2 separate regions of the Homo sapiens genome follow, and region 1 is linked to region 2. A link is a contact called in ENCODE Hi-C or POLR2A ChIA-PET data. All regions are on one chromosome and are shown on one strand. The core of a region is the stretch at or near the end of the contact, and the rest is flanking DNA. Distances in the headings are between cores, read along the strand shown.

Evidence for each region. Hi-C counts contacts between places; a loop is a spot of excess contacts on that map. ChIA-PET counts read pairs that join two places held with the same protein, here RNA polymerase II (POLR2A). Pooled maps may share reads with other maps.
Region 1: a loop to region 2 is called in a pooled map, with 2.0 times the contacts of the local background. The contact joins two enhancer-like sites. A Hi-C loop is called at or near these places in 2 of 37 single-sample maps with no recorded cell type and 3 of 50 pooled maps. POLR2A ChIA-PET finds 5 or more read pairs at or near these places in 3 of 52 experiments (AG04450, GM10248 and activated B cell).

What each region holds. Positions count from the first base shown.
Region 1 is chr1:178,683,302-178,689,723 of GRCh38, forward strand. No RefSeq gene overlaps it. Among named protein-coding and RNA genes, the nearest start is that of MIR4424, 8.8 kb to the left of the region's middle. RefSeq lists an enhancer at 670-1,869. Within about 2 kb of position 1,555, at least 5 of the 41 ENCODE cell types and tissues checked have a DNase peak (open chromatin) inside an H3K27ac peak, as active enhancers do.
Region 2 is chr1:178,570,673-178,577,063 of GRCh38, forward strand. LOC105371632 (a long non-coding RNA gene) reads right to left here. Exons shown (of 4, transcript XR_922315.3): 1 at 2,621-6,391. Among named protein-coding and RNA genes, the nearest start is that of C1orf220, 31 kb to the left of the region's middle. Within about 2 kb of position 2,124, at least 2 of the 41 ENCODE cell types and tissues checked have a DNase peak (open chromatin) inside an H3K27ac peak, as active enhancers do.

The DNA of each region.
Region 1 (6,422 bases), core at 305-2,804, 110 kb after region 2:
CATCCCTACTCCTGTTCACCTACCCATATTTGTATTACTTGGGATTCTCAGATTCAACCTAATCACTTAAGTTTTTGTTTTTTAGGGAGGTTATTTATGATAAGACACAAGATTCACTCACAGATTTGAAGCTGAACAGTTAAGCCTTGAAAAAGTCCTCTGGCCCTTGGCCATTGGGGCTTGCTTACCATCCCCTGCCTTTGAATTTCTGCCTGTTGGCATCATCCTCTCAGACCAGCTTTGAAGACATAGCTGCCTTGGGCACACATCCTTGCAGCTCTCTGACTAGAGAAAAAAGGAATATCTTTCTTCCGCTTGAGTCTGAAAATGAGTGGTAAAAAGACACTGAATGACCTGGGCGGGACTTTGTGCCTATCTAGAGACCAGTCAATGTGCCCAGAAGAAAGAAGAACACTGATTAACTCAACTTGAGCATGTGCCATACCTCTGAAGTACTTCATGATTAGTAGCCCCCACATGGTTTTAAGGAGCATTTGCCAGAAAAAAAAAAATGCCTGTTCTGTACAGACAAAAGGTTGAATGCCCCTCTATAGGCCACCGCACCTGGCCTCAGGTGCTTTTTGAGTGGACTGAACTTCACGATCATTACCTCACATCCTCACATCACAGGTCAAATCCTGTCTCCTTTCTTGATGACTTCATTCATTATGAGAAAAGGTTCATGGAGCGCCTACCATGTGGTAGGCATTGCTAGGTTCTGGAGACATCCATTTACTCATTCAGTCAGTCAGCAATTTTTATTCAGAGCTTTCTGTGCCAAGTACTATGCTAAGTTGCTGGGGGACACAGCAGTGAGGAAGACAGATGAGATCTCTGCCCTCTCAGAACTTGTGTCATGTCGGCCAGGCGTGATGGCTCATGCCTGTAATCCCAACACTTTGGGAGGCTGAGGAGAGTAGATCACCTGAGGCTGGGAGCTTGAAACTAGCCTGGCCAACATGGCGAAACCCTATCTCTACTAAAAATACAAAAAATTAGCTGAATGTGGTTGCACATGCCTGTAATTCCAGCTACTCAGGAGGCCGAGGCTGGAGAACTGCTTGAACCTGGGAGACAGAGGTTGCAGGAAGCCAAGATCACACCACTGCACACCAGCCTGGGCAACAGAGCGAGACTCTGCATCAAAAAAAAAAAAAAAAAAAAAAAAAAAGCAAAATTTATGTGGGGACAACAGTTAATAAACAAGTAGATAAATGAAACAATTACAGATTGTGAGAAGAAATGAAGAGATGAAAAGCGTACCTTATTCAGAGAATGATGAGGGTGGGCATGGGGGAGGGTGTCTGCTTGGGTGGTGAAGGCCAGGCTCTCTGAAGAGCTGATACTGGAAAACTTAACCAACCCATGTGTCCTCCTTTTGAAGCCCTCACAGGCCTTGGCATAGAGGCTGAGCACATGAAGATCTGCTAAAGTGAATGGGAAACTAGGGAAATGAAAATAAATATCTAGCTTAGTGTAAAAGTAAGGAAATATTTTTTGAAAATTGAAACCTGTTGGGTAAAGGTCATGCTCTCTTAGAGCTTTTGAAAAAAAACACATCATTTAACAGTCATTAAGAAAAAATGTGTGACCACAGGAACTGCAGAGTTCATAGGTTTCAATACATATTTCAAAACAAGCCTCAGAAATAACAATCCAATGTGTCATTGCTATACAACTCCTTGAAAAATAAATCCACAACAAAAGGAAAAAAATAAGACTATTTTGCAGTCCAGATATCTAAGTATTAAAGAACTTATAGGAGCCTCTGAAAATCCAGTAGGCATGTTTATGTCTTTATGATGATCTTCTCCCCTGGATAAATTTGTTTTTAGAAAGAACTAAAAACTTCTATTTTGAGATTGCTCTGTACACATGCATGATATTTGACCATGTAGAGTCATGAACATGCTCTGTCTATACATTCACATACATAAAGACAGGGGGATGTGGAAAGGATATGGATTTAGTCAGATAGAATTGGGTCCCAATTCTGGTTCCAGTACTTTTTTTTTTTTTTGAAACGCAGCTTCACTCTGTCATCCAGGCTGTATTGCAATGGTGTGATCTCAGCTCACTGCAACACCCGCCTCCCAGGTTCAAGCGATTCTCCTGCCTCAGCCTCCTGAGTAGCTGGAATTGCAGGCACCCACTGCCACACCTGGCTAATTTTTGTATTTTTAGCAGAGACGGGGTTCACCATGTTGGCCAGGCTGGTCTTGAACTCCTGACCTCAGGTGATCCACCAGCCCCAGCCTCCCAAACTGCTGGGATTACAGGCATGAGCCACCGCGCCCGGCCTGGTTCCACCACTTATTAGCTGTGTGATTTTGAACAAGTTATTTGACTTTTCCAGGCCTCATTTCTCATCTGTGAAATAGAGGTAATAATAACTTCACAGGGTTTTCTGAAGTTTTCATTAAATCAGATGTGTTGAATGCTAGGTAGATGTATTGAATGTGAAACAGAGGCAAACCCTAATGAATGGTATTTATTCATTTATTTAAGATTTACTTATTTACTAGGCCTGGACAAGACATAATCTCATTTCTATTACTCTTACAGTCTATGAAAGAGAAAATTCAGAATATTTCGTTTGCTTCTGATTCTGATCACACTAGAAACATTAAATGACAACCACTACTATTTCATTAACATATCAGGAGTCAATTGGAACAAGTTCAGCTGTGAAATAATTTTGAAAAGGTTAAGTGTTTTTCTGTTCTTTCTGCTTTAGCTCAGAACATACATGGGATACATTTAATTATTCATGTGTAAAGGAAAGATCCCAAATAACATTCAGTCAAACCAGTATTTTCACAGGCCAGAGGGGCCTTGGCCATCTGTGTGAGTGTTGTTGCCTCTCCTAAGTTTTCTGCTCATTCCTGCATCTGTGATCTGGTTCAAGGTGCTTTTTTCTTTTTAATTTTTCACTTTTTATTTTTTTATTTGAGATAGGGTTTCACTCCTGTCACCCAGGCTGGAGTGCAGTGGCACGATCTTGGCTCACTGCAGCCTCCGTCTCCCACACTTAAGCGATTCTCCTGTCTCAACCTCCTGAGTAGCTGGGACTACAGGCACATGCCACTACATCTGGCTAATTTTTTTTTTTTTTTTTTTTTTTTTTTAGTAGAGACAGGGTTTTGGCATGTTGCCTAGGCTAGTCTCAAACTCCTGAGCTCAAGTGATCTGCCCACCTTAGCCTCCCAAAGTGCTGGGATTACAGGTATGAGACACCACACCTGGCCTCAAGTGCTTTTTGACAGGACTGAACTTCACATCTACTCATCTCAATTTCATTCATCCTCCTACCTAGTTATTCATCCTCCTTACCTAGTTACTCATTCCATCTGCCATCATAGCTTTGGTTTTAGGGAAAGGGGATTTCACAGTTCTTTTGTTCCATCAACAAACAATATTTACTCTTGAATGTCTCAAATTTTTCTCACCTTTTTATAAGCAGGAATTCCCCCTTAAATTGTCTCAGCCCGTCTTTAAGTCATGCTGCCTCAAAAATGGAGTACTGGTATCTTATAGTTACTTATAGTGACTTGGTCCATATTCCACCTAAAGTAGAAATCTTTAAAATATCCTACTTGAGATGATGGGGCAATCAATACTTGAAGACATAGCCAAGTCCTTATGGGTAGCTCTAATCTTAAGAAAGGTTTTCTTTTCGTTAAACAGTTCACACAGGCTATCTCTGGAGAGTAGAGATGGAGGAAGGTGAGAGGCAGGAAAGGAAAGGGAAAGGAGGAGAAAGATTTTCAAGTTTCATAATATACCCTTTTGTTATGAATGTATTTTTTCCCTTGTGGGTGAATTACTTAAATTTAATCAAAATCTGCATCCCCTTAACCATCAGTACTAGAATTACACACAGTAAATCTGACGCTTCCTCCAAATAACACTTTCAAATCTTAAACTACCTTGTCCTTTTCATGTCTATTCATCTTTAAGCTAAGGACACTATTCCTTCAAATGTTCCTCGTATGATCAAGCACATACCTTTATTAGTTACCTCTTGCAGCATTTATTTTTTTCTTCCCTTGACCCAATAGCCCCTGATTTCTGAGCGGGGCTCCATCTGGTTCTGGAGAAGCTGACTCTGCCCCTGCTCCAAGGGTGGAGTATATGACCTAGGCTATCGTTCCTTTTTCCTGGCCACAGAGATGGGTTCAAGGGGTGGACACTTGATCAACGCTAGTCCAATCAGAACAAATCTCAGGGGTGAACTAGAAATGATAGTTTTAAAGTGTGGGGTGAAGATGAGGATGCATGGAACCTTGGGAATTGTTGACGTTTATCTTGGACCATGAAGGGAAGAGCCTACTGAAAAATGCACCAATATTCAAAAAGCAGGTGGAGAGATGGAGAGAAAAATCTGAGTACTTCTTGTATGAGAAGAAAGGCCTTGTTTGAAGGCAATTCTACTTTAGAATTATGTGATTTCAACTACAAGTCAACATACTATTTTGCTTAGCCCAGTTTGAGTCTAGTGCTTTGTTACTTGCAACTGAAAATATCCTGACTGATATGTGTGAGATGGTTCTTCCCTAGAGTTGCCTGCCTTTGGACAGACTTCAGTTTGTCAGTGACCTGCTTACCAGGTTCCCAGAACACAACCTACTATTGTAGATGAGATTGACCATGGCAGGCCACAGAGGCTTTCTAATGAGCCTGGATCCCAATGTATTGCTATTATGTCTGAACTTGAAACTGTACTGGAATTTTGATCACCCCAATTCCAACAACTATCACCAGAAAACTACCTATTTTACGAATCATTTGGGAACACAAACCCTAAACACCCAGGAGCTTGCAGGAGAAAATAGAAAGGATATTTCAGAATATACTTTTGATATTTCAGAATATCCTTTTCTATAAAAAGTTCAAAGTCCCTTCTGTTTCTGCTTTAGCTTTCAGAAACAGAATTACCAACTCCTTGCTTAGTTTAATTTTGACATGTGTATTTAACAAATTGCAGGTTTTCAAAATAATTACTATACACAAGTACTGTTTAAAAAAAAAATTTTTTTTCTGAGCAAAGTAACCACCATGTTTTGCAACCATGTTGAGTGGTTGCCATCAACGATGAAGTAAGAGCACCGGAGGTCTTTCCTGGGGAAGAACACAGCTCATGCACCCCCAAGAGGCCTCTGGGTTGACATTTCCTTGGTGACTTTACCAAGATCCAGATTCTGGACCTCAGTTTGGGCAGGTCCATAAACTAGACTTTATAAGTGTATTCCCAGAGGTGCAGACTCAGTGGAACACTCACATGAGATGGACATGTAAATCAGAATGCCAATGCTTTCATTTTTCAATGGAGATGACCTTTTGCAGGAGATAGATGACCTGCATTTCATTCAGAACACCACACTTCCCTTTCCTAGGGGTAGAAAATTGGAAAGCTGGATTAGTAATAAAGACAACTGCTGGGTGAGCATGGAATTAAGAGAAAGGGAGTGGATTGTCTTGAGGACTATTTCACCCAGGTCATGATGAGACTCTGATAAAATACATCCTCACACATGGGTGATAATATTTATCTAGGGGGCTGGGCACGGTGGCCCATGCCTGTAATCCCAGCACTTTGGGAGGCCGAGGTAGATGGATCACCTGAGGTCGGGAGTTCGAGACCAGCCTGACCAAGATGGTGAAACCCTGTCTCTACTAAAAATACAAAAATTAGCTGGACATGATGGCGGGTGCCTGTAATCCTAGCTACTTGGGAGGCTGAGGCAGGAGAATTTCTCGAACCCAGGAGGTGGAGGTTGCAGTGAGCCCAAACGGCGCCACTGTACTCCAGCCTGGGTGACAGAGCAAGACTCTGTCTCAAAAAAAAAAAAAAAAATCTATCTGGGGGCCAAAGGGAATGTGGCATGGTCCACATTATCAAAGTTCTCTTTGTAGAATGACAATAGCTAATACTTATTTATGGTAGTTCTTACCATGTGACCAATCACTATTCCAGACATCTATTAACTAACTTAATCTTTGTAATAAGACTTTGAGACTTATGCTATCATTAGCCCCATTTTACAGATGCTAACACTGAGTCACAAAAGGGGAAAATGACTTGCTAAAAGTTGCATTGCTAATCAAGTGGTAAAGCTGGGATTCATATGTAGCCTGACTCCAGAGTCCATGCCTTAAATTGCTATGCTATACTGCTTCTTGAATGCTGTGTTTTTCTGTGCTACACACTCATCTCTGCTGCTACATCCTACATAACACATTAACTACTTTATATGCTATTTGACACCACCTCTATAGTTAGTTCTGAGTCCTGATAATGCTATGTCTCTGAAATATTTTCATCTGTATATATACACATACATGCATAAAATGTATGTATATATATAATTTCTCAAGAAGATATATACGTGTGTGTGTGTGTGTGTGTGTGTGTGTATAAA
Region 2 (6,391 bases), core at 874-3,373:
AATTCTCACACTCTGCTTTAGTTCTTTTTTTTTTTTTGAGATGGGGTCTCACTCTGTTGCCCAGGTTGGAGTGCAGTCTCAACTCACTGCAACCTCCACCTCCTGGGTTCAAGCGATTCTCCTGCCTCAGCCTCTCAAGTAGCTGGGACTACAGGCATGTACCACTGCACCTGGCTATATATATAATATATAAATTATATTAATATAATTATTTATATATTATATTTATATAGTATGTTAATAATATAATTAGCCAATATATAATATATGTATATATGTGTATATATTATATCATATTGTATATATTTTTTATATATATACACACATATATATATATATATTTTTTTTTTTTTTGAGGCGGAGTCTTACTTTGTTGCCCAGGCTGGAGTGCAATGGTGTGATCTCGGCTCACTGAAAACTTCACCTCCGGGTTCAAGCAATTCTTCTGCCTCAGCCTCCCGAGTAGCTGGGACTACAGGCACCTGCCACCATGCCCAGCTAATTTTTGTGTTTTTAGTAGAGATGGGGTTTCACCATATTGGCCAGGCTGGTCTCGAACTCCTGACCTTGTGATCCACCCACCTCAGCCTCCCAAAGTACTGGGATTACAGGTGCGAGCCACCGTGATTGGCCAATTTTTGTATTTTTAGTAGAGACGGGGTTTCACCATGTTGGCCAGGCTGGTCTTGAACTCCTGACCTCAAGTAATCCACCCGCCTCAGCCTCTGAAAGTGCTGGGATTACAGGCGTGAGCCATTGCACCTGGCCAAGTTCTTTAGAGATGGTTTCCTTCAGTTTTTTTAGACATGGTTTTCAAATATATATTTGAATATATTTAAAATAACTGGGCCAGGCACAGTGGCTCATGCCTGTAATCCCCAGCACTTTGGGAGGCCAAGGCAGGAGGATCACCTGAGGTCAGGAGTGAGACCAGCCTGGCCAACATGGTGAAACCCTGTCTCTACTAAACATACAAAAATTAGCTGGGCACGGTGGCGGGCGCTTATAATCCCATCTGCTCAGAAGCTGAGGCACAAGAATTGCTTGAACCCAAAACACAGAGGCTGCAGTGAGCCTCTGCCTCCCAAAGTGCTAGGATTACAGGCATGAGCCATCACGCCTGGCCCAAACTAGACATTTTAAATAATATAATGTGGCAACTCTGGAAATCAGATTCTCCACCCTCCCCAGGTTTGTTTTGATGGTGCTGTTGTTTTAGTTCGTTTGTTTATTGACTCTTCTGAACTCTGTTTTCTTTGTCAGGTGAGGCCACTGAAGTCCCTGCTCAGTTAGTTTAATGGTCAGCTGATGATGAACAGAGATTTTTCTTAAACAACTGGAGCCAGTAAGTCTCCCAGTCTTTGCCAAGGGCTTCGTGTGAGTGTCGGGGCGTGCCTTCAACACTAAGCCAGGCAGTCAGCAACTCTGCCTTGGTGTTGTCTTTCTGTTTTTCAGAAAGGTTGAAAAATGTGGCCTTTATTTAGGAGACCATGTGTACAACTAAAAATGAAGGGTTTTTTTTTTAACCAAGGAATGAGGGAAACTAGCTATCTCTGCCGCCTTCATTTTACAGGTGAAGAAACTGAGGTTTAGAGAAGTTCGGTAATTTACCCAAGGACATCCAAGCAATAGGTAGTGGTGCTAGGATTAAAATCAGGCAGCCTGAACGGCTGTAGTGGCTCACACCTGTAATCCAGTACGTTGGGAGGCCGAGACAGGTGGATCACGAGGTCAGGAAATTGAGACCATCCTGGCCAGCATGGTGAAACCCCGTTTCTACTAAAAATACAAAAAATTAGCTGGGCATGGTGGCGCGCACCTGTAGTCCCAGCTACTCTGGAGGCTGAGGCAGGAGAATTGCTTGAACCTGGGAGGCAGAGGTTGCAGTGAGCTGAGATCATGCCACTGCACTGCAGCCTGGTGACAGAGGGAGACTCTGTCTCTAAATAAATAAGTAAATAAATAAAAATCAGGCAACCTGACCCTAAATCACTTTGCCTTACAGAATAGGAAACTGGGGTTCAGAGAAGTTAAAGAACTCTGAGGTCATGTAGCTGGCTAGTGCAGATCTGTCTGGCCCCAGAGCTTATCCTTTCCCCCTTAGTTGCCCCAAATCTATCTTACCCTGGTGGGCCACCAGGAGGAGTGACAAAAAATAGACCTGAATGTTTAAGCTGAAAACACCTGGAAGAGGCCAATTAAGATACCTAAATAAAGTGCCCTTTAAACAACCAGGACAACAATAAATATCTGAAGGTCAGCAAATGAATCAAAATGCTAGATAATCAGAAAGAGCTATTAAGGAACAAACACTGTAGAACTTGCTTGTATACTGGAGCAGGATTAAGGAACTGGTTAGGTCAAGGCTGTGAATTGCCATTAAGAAATCAGTATTAAAAGTTGCTGTCTTGATTGGGACTCTAAGTACCTTCTGTTTTGTTTTTCCCACTAATTTCCCAGACTCCCAGGCCCTTCCAACCAGTCAGTAGGTTAGTATTAATCCCTTTAACCCCCATACATCCCTGGGGTGGGGTTAGGCCCAGTTAAACCCAGGCCTCAAGGTTCCATTGAACCCACCCAAGGTCTGTGGGAAGAGACCCCAGTGCCTGTCTTGACTCACCCATTTCTTTTCTTTGTCAGCTCTTGTTTTTCTTCACCTTGGATTATCCTGAAGCTCAGTTAATTGAGTCCTGAATAAGTAAGGGCATGTTGTAATTCCAAATTCAAGACAAGTTTTCTATTTAACCAGAGGTCCTTTTCATGTTACTCACAGAGGAGACACTCAAGACGGGGTATCAATGGAATTGCAGTTTGATAACTAAACAGAAGCACACTTGAAACTCTGGTGACTAATACAGCCCCATTCACACCTACCGAAAGACAATCCCCTGCTCTATCTGTGGTTTGAATCGATCACAAAAAACACAGATTTGCTTCCAGCAGCTAAAGTAATTTTAGTTTTATCAAATAGTGTATGTTTGGGTTTCTAGAGTTAAAAAAAAACTCATGCTTGGACCTTGGGCACCCATTGGAAGCTGCCTATCTGTTCCCACCCTTGCTGCTAGGACTCTCCTCACTGCTGTTAGCACACAGTGGGTTTCTACTGCTAAGAACTCCCTCCTCAACCCTGCCCTGGCACCCTAAAAATGACCTGTGCTGATACCTTCTCTCCCCTGCTCCCCATACACCCACAGGTGCAGGAACAGCTCCAGCTCTGCCTTTGTCCCGCGCTTTGAGCTTTTTTCAGGCTTCACCACTGCTCTTTCTTTGGCTTCATACTTGGGTTCTTTTTCTGTACAGGGTTAACAACTATATCATGAGAATATTAGTTAGATTCCATTTAACTTTTTACAATTTAATTAAATAGAGGTAATTATAGATTCACATCGGGTTGTAAGAAATAATACAGAGAGATACAATGTGTCTTTTATCCACAGTTTCCTTCCAATGGTAACATCTTACAAAACTCTAGTATGTGCAATATTACAACTAGGAAATTGATGGTACAATCCATAGATCTTGATCAGATTTCCCTCCTGTCTTACATTTACTCTGTGTGTGTGTGTGTGTGTGTGTGTGTGCACGTGCACGTGTATTTAATTCTATGCCATTTTATCACATGTGGAGGTTTGTATATCAATCACCATCTCTTATGTTGCCTTTTTGTAACATAATCTATTTCCCTCTCCTTCCATCCTCCACCCCCTGGCCCTAACCCCTGCCAATCACTAAACTATACTCTCTCACACTAATTTTATGGTTTCAAGAACGTTATATAAATAAAATCATAACATACGTAATTCTTTGGGATTGGCTTTTTCACTTGAAATCCATCCAAGTTTTGTGTGTATCCATGGTTTGCTCCCTTTTTATTGCTGGGTAGTAGTCCAAGGTCTAGATGCACCACAGTTTGTTTAACCATTTGCCCACTGAGACATCTGGGTTGTTTCCAGGGCCTATTATAAATAATGCTGCTGTGGACATTTGTATATAGGGTTTTGTGTGAACATAAAATATGTTTTTATGTTTCTGGGATAAGTACCCAAGAGTGAAATTGCTGGGTTTTGTGGTAATTGCATGTTTAGTTTTATAAGAAACTTCCAAAATGTTCTCTAGAGTGGCTATACCCACCAGCAATGTATGAGAGATTCAGTTTTTCTACATCCTTATCAGCAATTGATATGGTCACTATTTTAAATTTTAACCATTCTGATAGGTGTGTAGTAAAATTTCACTGAAGTTATTTCGTTTTAAAAAACAATTTGTACTTTTCAACTTTTGTTACTAAATATTTGTGCAGCTTTTATATTTTTATTTTTCAGAAACATTTTAATTACTGAATAGCTGTGTAACATGTTAGAAAAATCCAAGTAATATTTCACATAATTCCATTTCACTTGCCTGTCCATACTTTTTCAGTATGCCAAGAATTCTATGCCTACTTTTGACACATAACTTGATGTCAAGTTTCACTTGATGAAACCTTTTTGATAATTGTCAACTCAAAAGTTAACACGACATATACTTCATGAAAATGGAGTTAATTGGCTATTCTGAGCCTTTTATAAAGAGAATTGCTTCATCCACATACCAATTAAGTTTCTATATTTATAAAATATTTTTCTAATCAAAAAATTAATTGAAACTATGAAAAAATAGACACCTGGCTGTTTCTTTCTTTTTCTGTTGTTGAGACAGAGTCTCACTCAGTCACCCGGGCTGGAGTACAGTGGCACCATCTTGGCTCACTGCAACCTCCACCTCCACCTCCAGGGTTCAAGCGATTCTTGTGTCTCAGTCTCCCAAGTAGTTGGAATTACAGGTGCACACTATCACGCCTGGCTAATTTTTGTGTTTTTAGTAGAGATGGGGTTTCACCATGTTGGCCAGGCTGGTCTCGAACTCCTGGCCTCAAGTGATCTACCCACCTCTACCTCCCAAAGTGCTGGAATTACAGGTGTGAGCCACCATGCCCAGCCAACCTGGCTGTTTCTTTTCCAGCCCTTCCAGAATGAGAATTCATGTAGGCCATCTGCCCCACTCTGATCTGCAAGCTGCCTCCCTGATTCCTTGACTCCCTGCAACCCACATCCCCTCCTGTCTTCAGGACATCATACTCGCACCTGGGGGAAAAGGGGAAGTAAAAAGGGAGGCTCAGTGCCCCTGGGTCTGCTTTGTCTGTGAGAGAAATCTGACATTGTTGGCAGAGAACTAACATGTCTTCTTAGAAAAAAGTAGAGCCCCAGTTGCCTGGATACAGTCAGGAATACATATCACTGGATCTGTGGGTGACCTGTAGTTACTTTGTCCCTATTTGAGTTTCCTGAATGTTAAGAGGAAAATGGAGCAGAGCTAACAAATACCTCATACCTGCTTGGGCTTTCTCCGTCAGTCCTCTGTGTGTGCATCACACACCCACACATATGCAAAATAGCTCAGTGTAAAAACCCTGCAGTAAACATCAATCCTTGTAGATTCCCGGGGAGTTCTAGTTGGATTTGCTAGCAAAGCAACTTCCATAAAGACTATAAATAGCAGGCATGTGCCTCTGTAAGCAGTGCAGCTATTTTTTTTTAAATAGGGGATTCTCATGTTACAAGGACATCACAGATTACTGAATAATTTATTTAATGGTAGATTATATGGGCTTCACTCTTTGCCAGTGAGCTCATACCCAAATGTCTAAAGGAGATAAGGTGAGCAAAAGCTAGATGTCAGGCTTGGGTGAGCTGTTTATTTATTTTTATTAGATATGTATAACTATTGTAGCCATTTATATTTTACTTAATATTATCTCAGCTGCAAAGGTCATATATACAATAGTGTCACTACTTTATTACAGACATTTAGCTAACTTCTAACAATTCATATCGCACACAGCATGAGAAATACAGAATAGAATAATAAATAACTTTGGTTGCACTTGATTTTAACAAAGGACTGTGATATATAGGAGTATGTTTGTTCTCTATGAAAGTATAGGGAAATGAGGGGACAAAATTCAAAAAAAGGATGTTAGATTTGAAAATAGAGATAAGAAAAAATGATCTAAATCCATGTTTTTCTGTGAACTATTGTTATAATCTTTTCAATGACTTATAGTAAAAAAAAATTGCTTATAAGCTTACAGATCTTAGACATTTTACCTTTAGCTATATACAGTTCTCAGGTGTGCAGAGGTACCCTGGAAGACGGACATACTTTTCTGTCAAATGTAATTTTAATGAATATGAAATTTATTTAAAAAGGAAATTTAAATTTGGCAATAGCAAGATGTCAAAAGATTTGAACAGGCACATAACAGGAAATTCATGTGGCCAATTAACATAGTAAAAGATTCTTGGTTTTGTTTAATAATCAGGGAAATGCAAATTAAACTCACAGTGAAATG